2 separate regions of the Homo sapiens genome follow, and region 1 is linked to region 2. The links are chromatin contacts, found by Hi-C or POLR2A ChIA-PET in ENCODE. All regions are on one chromosome and are shown on one strand. The core of a region is the stretch at or near the end of the contact, and the rest is flanking DNA. Distances in the headings are between cores, read along the strand shown. Region 1 overlaps UQCC1 (ubiquinol-cytochrome c reductase complex assembly factor 1). Region 2 holds the start of CPNE1 (copine 1).

What was found. A loop is a pair of places that touch in the nucleus more often than their neighbours do. ChIA-PET counts read pairs that join two places held with the same protein, here RNA polymerase II (POLR2A). Pooled maps may share reads with other maps.
Region 1: a loop to region 2 is called in a map of chondrocyte, with 3 times the contacts of the local background. The contact joins the enhancer-like site here to the promoter of CPNE1 in region 2. A Hi-C loop is called at or near these places in 1 of 168 maps with a recorded cell type or tissue (chondrocyte) and 6 of 50 pooled maps. POLR2A ChIA-PET finds 5 or more read pairs at or near these places in 2 of 52 experiments (MCF 10A and activated naive CD8-positive, alpha-beta T cell).

What each region holds. Positions count from the first base shown.
Region 1 is chr20:35,302,246-35,308,596 of GRCh38, reverse strand. UQCC1 (ubiquinol-cytochrome c reductase complex assembly factor 1) reads left to right here. Exons shown (of 10, transcript NM_018244.5): 9 at 1,818-1,931; 10 at 4,528-6,019. The coding sequence ends at 4,662. Among named protein-coding and RNA genes, the nearest start is that of FAM83C, 13 kb to the right of the region's middle. RefSeq lists enhancers at 2,597-2,891, 1,984-3,183, 3,475-4,295. Within about 2 kb of position 2,761, at least 15 of the 41 ENCODE cell types and tissues checked have a DNase peak (open chromatin) inside an H3K27ac peak, as active enhancers do.
Region 2 is chr20:35,661,391-35,667,118 of GRCh38, reverse strand. CPNE1 (copine 1) reads left to right here and starts at 2,219. Exons shown (of 16, transcript NM_152925.3): 1 at 2,219-2,359. It overlaps RBM12 (RNA binding motif protein 12), which reads left to right and starts at 2,219. Exons shown (of 3, transcript NM_006047.6): 1 at 2,219-2,359. RefSeq lists enhancers at 2,251-2,300, 1,882-2,386, 2,571-2,680, 3,001-3,050, 2,891-3,396 and 1 more and a silencer at 2,358-2,652.

The DNA of each region.
Region 1 (6,351 bases), core at 1,512-4,011, 360 kb after region 2:
CCTGAGTCATCCTTTTCCTTCTGATGGCTCAGGAATTCCTGATTATGAATTTGCCCCTTCCCAGCCATCTCACCCGCTGCTAAAGTTGCCTGTTTTCCCATCCTGGGCTCTGCCCATTCTCCAGGTCCCCATAACACGCGCTCCCAATCCCATTCCTTTCTGCACAGCACATGTGGGTTGCTGCCAGCAGCGCTCTGGCATGTGCCCAGGCACAGCAGACACAGGCACGCTGTTGTGCTAGCAAATCGTTTGCAGAAGGGTGATGTGCCTGAGCTTGTCCTCTGCTCCTGTCCCCATGTGCCAGAAAAAGCCAGTTTTCCTGACTCAGCCATTGTGCCAGGACAGTCCTAAGCTGTGGAACCGTAAGGAGGGTTTATCAGAGAGCATTTGGAACAGGTGGAATGTTTTTCTACCAAACTGTCAGCACCCCATACTGGACATGGCCCTTGTTGGCAGCAGGCCTGGAGCCAGACCTCACATACCACAATGCCCAAGAGGACAGACCACAATAAAATGTCGAATAAAGTGATCCTGGGTCTTTGGGTAATGTTTACCACTTACAGAGCCATTCATGGCCAGTATCTCTTAATTCTCACAGCAACTCTGTGGGATAGGTATTATTAGGCTTGTTTGACTCATGAAAAACTGAGGCTCAGGAATGGCTAATAGCTTCTTAAAGGCCGCATGGCCATCAAGTGACACAGCTGGCATTCGAACTCTGTGCTCTGGCTCCCAGACCCCACGGTTTTGACTGTATCCCCGCTGTCTGCCAAAGCATGCTCCTAATCTTTGTATCCAACAGATTACACTTAACAAATAGTTCAAGAATGCTATAAGTAGAGCAGGTAACTTCATCTGTTTTGAAGAAGTAGAAGATTGAGACTTTGGTTTAGTCAGCTGCCACCATCACTGATCTTGGCAGAGGTGGAATTAGGACTTGATCTCCCTTCTAACTCCAAGTCAGCACATCGATTCCACACACTACCTTGGCACCTGGACAGAGCAACTTCTCAGGGCCTGTTCCATCAGCCACCTTCACCCCAGGAAGCAAGACTCTCAGCCCTCCCTCCTCTAGAGGTCCAAGCTAGAAAATGTCCTTAGCTGGTGGCTGGGGCTCTTATTTTGCTCTGTAATCTTTAAGCTTCCCAACAGAAGTCTCCTCTGCCAAAAGAGGCAGCGTTAGGCACACACACACATGCAAGCTCTGAGCCTGGCCCTCTGTGGCCCCAGCAATCCTGCTGAACATCCTGTTCCCCTACTTAGGGAGAGGCTGGGCCCAGAGTTGGGTAAGAGTGAAGACAAGGTAGCTGGCTCCCTTCCCCCAAGGACCAGTTGCCTTGCCTTGGTCCTTGGACCAAGCAAGAAGGCACAGTCCATGCCCACCTCCATTCCTGGGAGAAACATACATTCACAATATTCCCAGCCCGTGCCCTGTGGACAGCAGGGGGAGCATTGCTGCTATGGACAGCAGGGGGAGCATTGCTGCTACTGTTTCTCTTCTCAGCCTCTCAAGTGTTGCCTGGGCCAGGCGCAGTACGGAGTACTGCCTGAGTCCCAGCTCTGCATCACCTAACTGGTGGCTTGGCCCCTCTGGACCCCCTGTTCTCCCTCTGTATGTAATAAAATGAAGGGATTGGGCCAGATACCCTTGTAAGACCCCTTCCACCTCTACTGTGTGACTGCCCCATTTTCCTCTTGTGCGTGGAGGGCCCTTCTGAGCTGATTCCATGGTTGCTAGCATGTTCATAGTATCCCCACCGTCTGTGTCCTGGCTCTGTGGATCCCTCAGGAGACCACTGCTGTGCTGTATGTTCCAGGGGATCCTTTCAGATGATCATGGGCTGGCCGCTGCCCTCTGGAGAACCTTCTTCAACCGGAAATGTGAAGACCCTCGACATCTTGAATTGCTGGTAGAGTATGTGAGGAAACAGGTGAGTGACCCTTTCCCTCCCCTCCCAAGTCCTGGCAACAGTGGGTCCTCCTCTTGGGCTTTCAGGGGATCATGAGAGGTGGAGTTACCAAGGACCAGCCTGAGAGAATTCTGACCAGATCACATCAGCACTAGACGCTGAAGAAGGAGCGCCTTCTGTATGTCCAACCATGAACTGGGCCAGGGAGCGGGAAATGGGAAGAGAGAGAGAAAGAGGCATCGAGTAGTCTCCTGCCCTCAGGAACTTTGAGTCATTCATTCACTGTGCACCTCATTGCCTACTGTGCGCCCAGTGCTATGCTAGCAGCTGGGCCCACAGAGTCCTGGCAGATATGAGCACGTGGTGTAGTAGCAGCTGCCCACTGTGGACCCCTTCTCTACCCACTTGGATTTGTTTCCTGCTCCTGACTTCCAGCAAAACTGGGCAGCAGGCAGCATTTCACAGACAGCCTCTTCCTGCTAGATGCTCTCCACAGTCAAGTAGAGTCCCCCCACTTCAGTTTCTCACCCCTCTGGCTCCCCAGGGCTCCCCGACATCAAAGCTTCTACGAGAAAGCTCCGCAGTGGGGGCTGCTTACCCACATAGCTGTCCTCAAGCCCCGGGGAATTAATTCCTTGACCTCCCTGCCCTCAGATCCTGTATTGATGGGAAACTCATACTTGATAGATGAGTGAGCTGACTGGCAGCGAAGAGGACATAGAGGCTCTTCCAGGGCCTCCCAGTGAGTCAGCCTGCACAGCTGCCCTAGGGCCCCAAGCTGTGTGATTCATGTGACCACTGAGGCCTCAGCTGCCTCAGACAGCTCAGGCTGTGCCATGAGTCACACCTTTGCTTCATGGCCTGGCCCCTGGAGCTGAAGGGGTGTCACGCCACAGTTACTCTCTTGTTCACTTGTATTCATGGTCTTCAACAACCAGGAAAGGCAAGGCTGGACTTCAGCTCTTGAGAAGACAGGGCCCATAGGACTAGCTTGTTAACTGCTGGAAAAACCACATACTGGGGCTCTGCAGACCCACAGGGTAGAGAATCCCAGGAGCCAGGACTTCTGTTTGACCACTCTTCAAATCTGCTAGAGCCAGGGAGAGGGCACGGCATGGCCAGAGGGCCCCACTCACAGAGAATTCTGATACTCTGTTGACTGGACTCACCCTCAGACGGGAGTAGCAATTCGCAAAGCAAATGCTGTGTTTTCTGAGAGACCTGCCCAACATTTCCATCTGCCATGGTGGGCTTGTGCCAGAAGCCCCAACAAGACACACTGGGACTTCTCCGAGGGCCCTCTAGGAAGGGGCTGCCACAACCATTGTCCCTACAAGAGGTCCCATGTGGCCCCAGTGAGAGGCAGTGGAAAAACCGTGAAGGGGTTCTTGGGAAAGCAGGGAGCTTTGGTGGGGACCCAGTTCTATCAGCAAACCTTTTGAGCACCTGCTGCTCCATGTACTCTTGGGAAAGCAACGATTAATAAGACCCAGTCCTGCCCTCGAGGAGCCAGCTCATGGTTTGGTGAGGAAGCCCAGGCACACGGCTAACCCTGGAGTAAGCCAGCCTGTTATGTGATACAGGGAGGGCAGAGTGCTGAAGGCCGGGAAAGGAAGAGCAGGAGCTGGGCCTTGAGCAGACTGTTTGGTGTGGCCGATGGCCCAAGAGCCAACCAGAGGTTCTGTTGAGATTTTCAACCCAGGAGGTGGGCAGAGGGGTGGCACTGGGGGCAGAAATGGAGTCACTGTAAGGGAGGAGTGGGCTTTAGGGAAGAGATGGCAGGGCAGGTGGGAATCCAGAGCCAAGACACGTGCGAGAGGCTGGGGTTGAGTTCAAGCGTCAGCAGCTGGAAGCGGAAGCAACCAGAGTGGTGGATTCTTGGAAGGGGGAATGACCTAAAGCCTAAGATGAAGTCTCCTGGCCCTGCAGCAGTGGCTTCTCTGGATGATGACCATTTTAATGGCAGAGCTGTCTGCCCCTACTGTCCTAGAGAGGTGATACTGGGGCCCACTGACCAGGGGCCCACTAGAGGACAACAGAGGCATACATATGTTTAAAGCGTGAGTGCCTAGCACTGCATATATGCATATTGTTGAATCTCTTCATGTGTCCTGTGAGGTACCTGTTTCTATCCCCTCTCTCAAGACAAGGGAACTTAAATCTCAGAGAGGGGAAGCTGCCACCCTGGGTAGCAGCACTGGGAAGGGACAGAATCAGGACTCTCACCCAGCAGTGCTGGGGTGGACAGCATGGCTGTGTGCGCTGCAAGCCCTGACTTCCTGGCCTGCAGGAGCTGTCTAGGGAGGGCGTGTAGGGGAGACGTGTCCTTGGGAGGTGTGTGTCTGTCTCCATTCAGAGGTGTGATAGGGAATTCCCTAACTGCCCCCGCCACCCAGCTCCCCAGTGACTGCTTTCTCTGAACCACCTTAGTGAAATTATCTAGGAGATCAGAGACGGCTTGGCCTGGGACGGCTTGGTCTGGGACCTGGGATGGTCAGAAGCCCCCCTCATGCCCCGTCCCCTTCCTTCCTCTCCTCTGGGAGGCTGGTTCCTGACGCTGGCTCCTCACCTCTGCCCTGCCTCTGTCGCTTCCTCCTTCCCCCTCCCCTGGTTGCAGATACAGTACCTGGACTCCATGAACGGGGAGGATCTGCTTCTGACAGGGGAGGTGAGCTGGCGCCCTCTAGTGGAGAAGAATCCTCAGAGCATCCTGAAGCCCCATTCTCCGACTTACAACGACGAGGGACTTTGATGGGCTGGGCCCTCCGCACGGCCCGCCAGCTGGCTTCGAGGAACCTCCAGGAGAGAAGTGCCTGTTGGTCCAGGACCCTGCAGAAAGTGGCCTGAACTGACCTCTGAACAGCATCTGTCAAATACCTGGCCCCATTTGTGTTGAGTTTCCTCTTAGTGTGCCCAGGAGTCTGATCTGCTGGGGTACAGGGCTGGGAGAACCCCTAGCTCTCCCGGGGTGTCCTCTCCCTTAGGGGAAGCCCCGAGTGAGAGTCCCCCAGCACACACTCCCCAACCCCCTCCAGCAACTACATGTGACTGATAGCTTTTCCCAAAGGCCAAGGAAGGGATGGTGTAGGTTCAAAAGGGAAACCCCCCAGGGCCTGCTGTGGCCTAGGAGCAGATTGTAATGCTGCCGAGTCCGGTCGGTGACCACGCGTTGTCCCTCGGCTTTCAGCCATGGGGTTGAGTTGGCCATTAAAAGAAACAGAGACTTCTCTCTGCCATGGCCCTTCTTTATTCCAGGGACTTAGAAACTTGCCTGAGATGGTGGACGCAGTAATGAGGGCACCGCGCAGCTCAGTTAGAGACGGAGAAAGGGAAGAGGCTGGGATGGTCTCTGCTGCTCTTGCCTCTAGTTCATGGAGATGTGTCTCTGTTCAGGCCAAGATACAGCCAGCCAGGCCTGTCGTCTGGGACCCAGGAGGCCTCTGATGACCAAGGGCTTTCACATCCTAAGTCATTTGGAAGGAGGCCTTGAGAACAAAGTCACCTTTGTCACTCCCAGTGAACTGAATGAGGAACATGCTGTCTCCTGTCTTGGCCTCCCCTTTCATGAGATACTGGGGAGAAGAGAACATTCCTCCTGGCTTAGTTGTAGCAGACCCAGACCTGTGCCCAGCTTTGGTCCCCCTTCCCAACTTCTGAAGCACGTGCTGCAGAGCCACCTTGGTCTGAGCACCTGAGGACCAGCCCCTCCTCCCTCAGTGCGGGTCATCTCTTGGGGGATTTTCTTAAAGTGAAGAAAGGGGGTGGGGAACCATATTGCCCCTCCCTCCCCCATCAAACTTCCTTCATTTAACTTGCTATAAAATGAGTCATATAAAGAAACTCTATATGGGTGAGGTATATCCCACTTCTGTGAAAACATTACAAATCAAACCGCTTCTCTCAGTTTATTTAAGATGCTTTTGTTGCGAGCGGAGCTCTAGAGTGAAGCCTCCTGTGTGTGTGTGAGATAATAACACCTTGTAACTCATTACAGCTGGGCACTATTTACATAAACCAGAGCTGAGCCAGGCAGGAATTTGCTGATTAATTTATTTTTAATGGAGTGAAGTATACCATGCACCAAAATAAACTTTACTGTGTGTACCTAACTGCTCCTGGAATGGATGGAAAAATTAATGGAACAGATTTTGGCTCCCAACTCTACACATTAATTCATATATAAAAGTTATTTGAGCTTTAACCCATTTGCTGCCCAGGGTAGCTCCCCAGCCACAGATCCCAGCTCATGGCACCAGTTCAGCTACCGGGCTTGCTTTAGAATCCTGGAAGCTCAGATTTGGAAGGAACTTGAAAGGTCATTTGGTCCAGCCCTGGTCCAGAACCTGACTCCCCTTCTTAGCATCCCAGTCAGCCAGTGTTCATGCAGGCCCTGGGTGAGTCCCTCCAGCATCTGATGGTCCCTGCCTACAGAGCTAGTCCT
Region 2 (5,728 bases), core at 970-3,469:
ATTTGTCAAAACTTAGAGGTTAACATTGGTATATTAGTATTAATGAAACGTGATTTTCTAAAATTATTAAAGATTTTTTTATAGAGACTGGGCCTGTGTTGCTCAGGCTGGTCTTGAAGCAATCCTCTTGCCTCTTGGCCTCCCAAAATGCTGGGATTACAGGTGTGAGGCACTATGCCCGGCCTAAACTTCAGATTTTATTCAGCTTTCACCAGTTTTCCTGTCTTTTTTCTGTTCCAGGATCCAACCCTGGATGCTACATTGCATTTAGTAGGTTTTGTTTTTAATGGACTATGTTTTACCTACACAGAGCAAACCTATAAAAACCTATAAAGCATAGGTTTAGTTTAACAGTGTGGCCTGGTTTTCCAACTTGCTGTTTTTGGCATACTGGGCTAGCACCAGTCCAGTCTGCCATAGAAATCCCGAAAGGTTGTTGGAATTGTGATAATTTCAACCTTTTTTTTCTTTTTTTTAAGTGATAGGGTCTTGCTCTTGTTACCTGAGCTAAAGTGCAGTGATGCAATCATAGCTCACTGCAGCCTCGGACTCCTGGGCTCAAGGGATCCTCCTGCCTCTAACTCCCGAGTAGCTAGGACTACAGACTTAAGCCACCACATCCAGCTTTTAATTAGCAGGGGCATGAAGTTCGGGGGGCTAGGCCCAAAGCGGCTTGAGAACAGCTTTCTTTTTTTTTTTTTTTGAGATGTAGTCTCGCTCTCCTGATGGTCTCCATCCCCTGACCTCGTGATCCTCCCACCTCGGCTTCCCAAAGTGCTGGGATTACAGGCGTAAGCCACCACGCCCAGCCAGAGAATAGCTTTTTCTATAATAAAATAATACTATAGTGAAGCCGTGGAGGGGTCACGATGGATTTAATTTTTTTTTTTTTTTTGAGACGGAATCTTGCTCTGTCGCCTAGGCTGGAGTGCTATGGCGTTATCTTGGCTCACTGTAACCGCCACCTCCCGGATTCAGGCGATTCTCCTGCCTCAGCCACCCTGGTAGCTGGGACCACAGGCGCCAGCCAGCACGCCCAGCTAATGTTTGTATTTTTAGTAGAGACGAGGTTTCGCCATGTTGGCCATGCTGGTCTTGAACCCCTGACCTCAGGTAATCCGCCCGCCTCGGCTTCCCAAAATGCTGGGATTACAGGCGTGAGCCACTGCGCCCTGCCCTAGATTAAAACTCTTTTTTTGTTTTTTTTTCTGAGACGAAGTTTCGCTTTTGTCATCCAGGGTGGAGTGCAATGGCGCCATCTGGGCTCACTGCAACCTCCACCTCCCGGGTTCAAGCGATTCTCCTGCCTCAGCCTCCCAAGTAGCTGGGACCACAAGCACCGCCACCACACCCAGCTAGTTTTTGTATTTTTAGTAGAGGCTGGGTTTTGCCTTGTTGGCCAGACCGGTCTCGAACTCCTGACCTCATGATCCGCCCTTCTCGGACTCCCAAAGTGCTGGGATTATAGGCGTGAGCCACCGCGCTCGGCCTGTATAAACTTTTTTTTTTTTTTTTTTTTTTTTTGAGATGGAGTCTTGCTCTTTCGCCCAGGCCGGAGTGCAGTGGCGCAATCTCGGCTCACTGCAAGCTCCGCCTCCCAGGTTCACGCTATTCTCCTGCCTCAGCCTCCCGAGTAGCTGGGACTACAGGTGCCCGCCACCACGCCCGGCTAATTTTTTGTATTTTTTAGAAGAGACGGGGTTTCACCGTGTTAGCCAGGATGGTCTCGATCTCCCGACCTCGTGATCCGCCCGCCTCGGCCTCCCAAAGTGCTGGGATTACAGGCGTGAGCCACCGCGCCCGGCCCCCGGCCTGTATAAACTCTTAAATGGGAAAAAAGAATCAGGTTTTGGCTGTTTTGTCAGGATATAATAACTAGCCACCACGTTGTGGTCCATTTAATCCTCAAAAAACTTAGAGGTAAGCACAATTCGCTCCTTCCGCGGAAACTGGAAGACGTGAAGCAATTTGCACAGTCTTGCAGTGAAGGGCCAAGCTAGACACTCATACCCAGCCCACCCGCCAGGGCCACTAGCCCAAGGTCGGTCCTGTGCGCCAACAGTCGCAAGCAGGGACTGAATATCCCCCTCTTAGCACAAAACCCAGTAACTTCCGGGAGATCGCCCGAGACCGTCAGCGCGCTTGCGCGGCCCCTTGACGTCAACCACGCCGTTCCTCCCCCTTCTGGAACGCGGAGCCGCTGAGCGGGCCGACGGCCATTTTGTGAAGCGGCGAAGGAGGTGGTGGCTGCGTTGGGCTCCGGGAAGCCGTTCGGGCTGGGGCTGTCGGCCGCGGGGCGGAGGCACTCGCGCGGGGGGTAATTCGGGGTCTGGGTTCTGGTGCCGCGCAGCTTTCCCCGGTAAGACTCCCGCAGCCCCTGAACGGGTGGGGCTGTGCGGGGCTCGTGGTGCCCCTTGGTGGCCCGGGGCGGGGCCTTCGGAGGCCTTCGAGCCCGCGGCAACTAGCGCCCCACACAAAGGGTCGAGGCAGGGCTGCAGGGGGAGTGGGATGCCACTTAGGCCTCTGAGATCTGAGAGGATGCAAGGAGGACGCAAGAGGATGAGCCTGCGTACCGAAGTGGGGACGAGGCCATAGCGAGGACTCCCCCGTGGTCTGAGAGGGGGCAGGCCAGAGCTGGCTGGCTCAGCGGCCTGCGAGCTAACGGGGACTGCAGTAAAAACACGCCTACATCCCGAGTACGGAGGATTTCTTGTCTCCCCCAGTGAAGCAGAGGTTATAACTACATCTCTGTGCCTGGAGGTGGGGAGATAATCGTAGTGAGGACACTCCTTCAACCCGAAATGGAAAGGAGGCCTTTGTGGCCTACCAGCAAAAGGGGACCCAGGTCACACCTGTGGGGAGGAAGCTGTAGTCGGTACACTCCTGTGAGTTCAGAAAGGAAGTGTCACAACCGGCCGCCTTCGTGGCCTGAAGGTGGAGGGGTTTGCAGTGAAATGCCTCCGAGGTCCATTGCTGGGGAGGGGCTTTACTCGAGGGTGTAGCAGTTTTGAGAAGCCGGCGTCTGAAGCTAGGAGGTGAGGGGGTGGGGTGAGTACGCCTCCTGAGGCTCTGAGAATTGTAGTAAGATGCCAGGCCTTTGGTCCCCCAGTAGGGAAGGGGCTGCTGTGAGCAGCACATTTACGGCTCCCTCGGGAGAGGATCCTGTGGCATTTCAGGAGGACGAGATCCAGTGGGCTGCGGAGGGTGGGTGCTTTTGATGGAGAGTTAATTGAGTTTCTCTGAAGCTTGGCTGCATTAGTTTGCAGCCACGTGAATTGGGTGGTGGGAGGGACTTTGAGGATCTACAGGTTAGTGACGGGGTTGGACGCCAGTGCAGCAGGCTTAGCTGCTAGGTTGTAAACGTACGGGCTTTTTGTGTGCCTCCAACGTGTGCTTTATAGTGACAAATCTGAGGGGCTCTTGTGAGGGTTACTCAGTATTAAGTGCTAAACATTTACTCATCTGCGTGGTGTCATGCTGAGAATTGCAGACTTTAAGAGATTTCTGGGCCCTAAAACCCTCCTTGGCTCCAGGATTCTCAGAGATAACCTAATATAAATTGAAGAAGTTGGTAGGGACCGTTTTATATTATTCAATAATAGAGTCAGTATAACCCACTGGAAAAAAGTGTGATGGCAACTGAAGGTTTGTTGAAGGGAGAGGCTAGGCTTGTGACTGCAGTATTTTAGAGCTTCTTGCTTGAATGGTTTGAAATGGTGTAATTTTTGCAAAATGCAGTCTTAGCAACAAGAATTGTCTGGGACCTTGTTAACTAGTGTATATTGTTAATGCATCTCAGAGCATTTGCAGTCGAGAAAAATCCCTCAAGTCTGGACACATAGGGAAATCTTGTTTTTTAAATTATAGAACTACAATACAAGACTGGTTGTACTTGTTTTTGAAATTTGGCAGTTTTGATAAGAATGGAGGATTTCTGGATTTAGTGGAAAGTGTGCAGACATTTTCAAAGAGTATAAAAAGTTGGGAAGAACTGTTACAGGTGGTTCAAATAACGTTATGGTAATTTATGAAGAAAGTGAAATGTTTGGCGTGTTTATACAAAACAATGAAGATGTGCTTAGTATATATTATTGGACAGATTTTTAATGAAACAGGGAATACATTTTTATATATGCTCGATTAAATGTGATTACTTTGCTTATGGATTGTAATGTATAATTTTCATTTTCTTTATGTTCAAATCTGTTAGATGAAAAATGTGAAGCTTTAGAAATAATTGTGTGGTTACTTGCAACGTATTGTTACATGCTAATACCAGTACTCTTTGGGCTTCTTTCACCTTCTTTGACACGTCAAATGTTTTGATGATTGAGTATTGAGAGTTTGGGAGTTGTTAGTACAGTCTTTAGGTGTGAAACTTGATGTTGTGGGCCAGTGTGTTCCAGGTGCTGGAATCCAGTGACAGTGTTGATAGTTTTTACTCCATTTTGCAGAGAGCCATTCTGTCATTGTATGAATGTATGTTTTCTTCTGTAGATGTTGTAGGAAGAACCAAGTGTCAGTAGTTGGTTGCACAAAAGATGCTTTTAGATGTCCCTCCCTAAAATGCAGAGACTGATGATGTCCACTTTTATATCTTTTGTCTGGCCCACAAGTGCTTAATAGTAAATGTTCATGGAGTAAAGGAATATTGTTAAATGTTTTCAACTAAACAGAAAAGATAATTTTATCTAAACTACAGTTTTATCAGATTTTACTACCACACCCATATACCTTTTGGTTTGCACAAAATTTAATTAAGTTTAAAGCCAGCTTTTAAGACTCAAAAACAGAGTGAATGTGGTTGTTTAGGTTAGAAGTATAATTTTGCTCTGAAGTGAAAATGAAGGTAGCAACATTTTTGTTGGCATTTGGGGGGATTGAAACATAACTTAATATTTTTGACAGGAGGAATATCTTATTTAGAAATGTCTTCTGATTTGCTGCCTTTGAGTACGGAATGGAGGTTAATGGAAAAATTGAGTAATGCGTTATAAAAAGTACACATCTCCATCAGTGTCAGAATAATTTTTTCATTAAGAGTGATCCCAGACTTTGATATATGGTCCATTTGGGAATGGGGAACAAAATCAAGTGGCTGAAACTGTGGTTGTTTCATAATGTTTATTATAATGTGATTATACTGTTTTTAGCATTGTGCCCGTTGTGATTGGTTCTCTGTTGCTAATCTCTGAGGTGAACATTTGAGAGTTTGTTTCTTTTGGATCTGAAGAACCTAGCTCTGCTGTACCCTGGTTCTTGTTGATTAAAGAGTGATAACTGAACAAAGTTAAAGTTCACTTTTGGATGTTTACTACCAGATGAAGAGTGAAAATAGTCGTTTTAGTTTGTGCCTTGACTTCTTGATGAAGAGATTTGTTGTCAGACATTTTTTTCTGAAATTCCAAGTGATTAGAATGGCTAGTAAATACGAAAGTCTGTCTTGCCATAATATGTTAAATTTTTGTAGCAGATACTTGTGATTTGTGCATGCATCCGGTATTTTGTCAAGTTGAAGCAAGCCTTTATGTTAGGACTAATTCCTGATAATATGAATGGAAAACATACTAAAGCCAGCTTCTTGTTTTAGATCTTCTGAAGTATATCAGTGGCTTTAATGACAAATCAGGCCCATTTTCTCCTTTCCTATCATTATGCTGTATGTATAGATAGAATATGTATTTTAGATGTTTTATTGTTTAGTTATTATTTTAGTCTTATCCTTCTA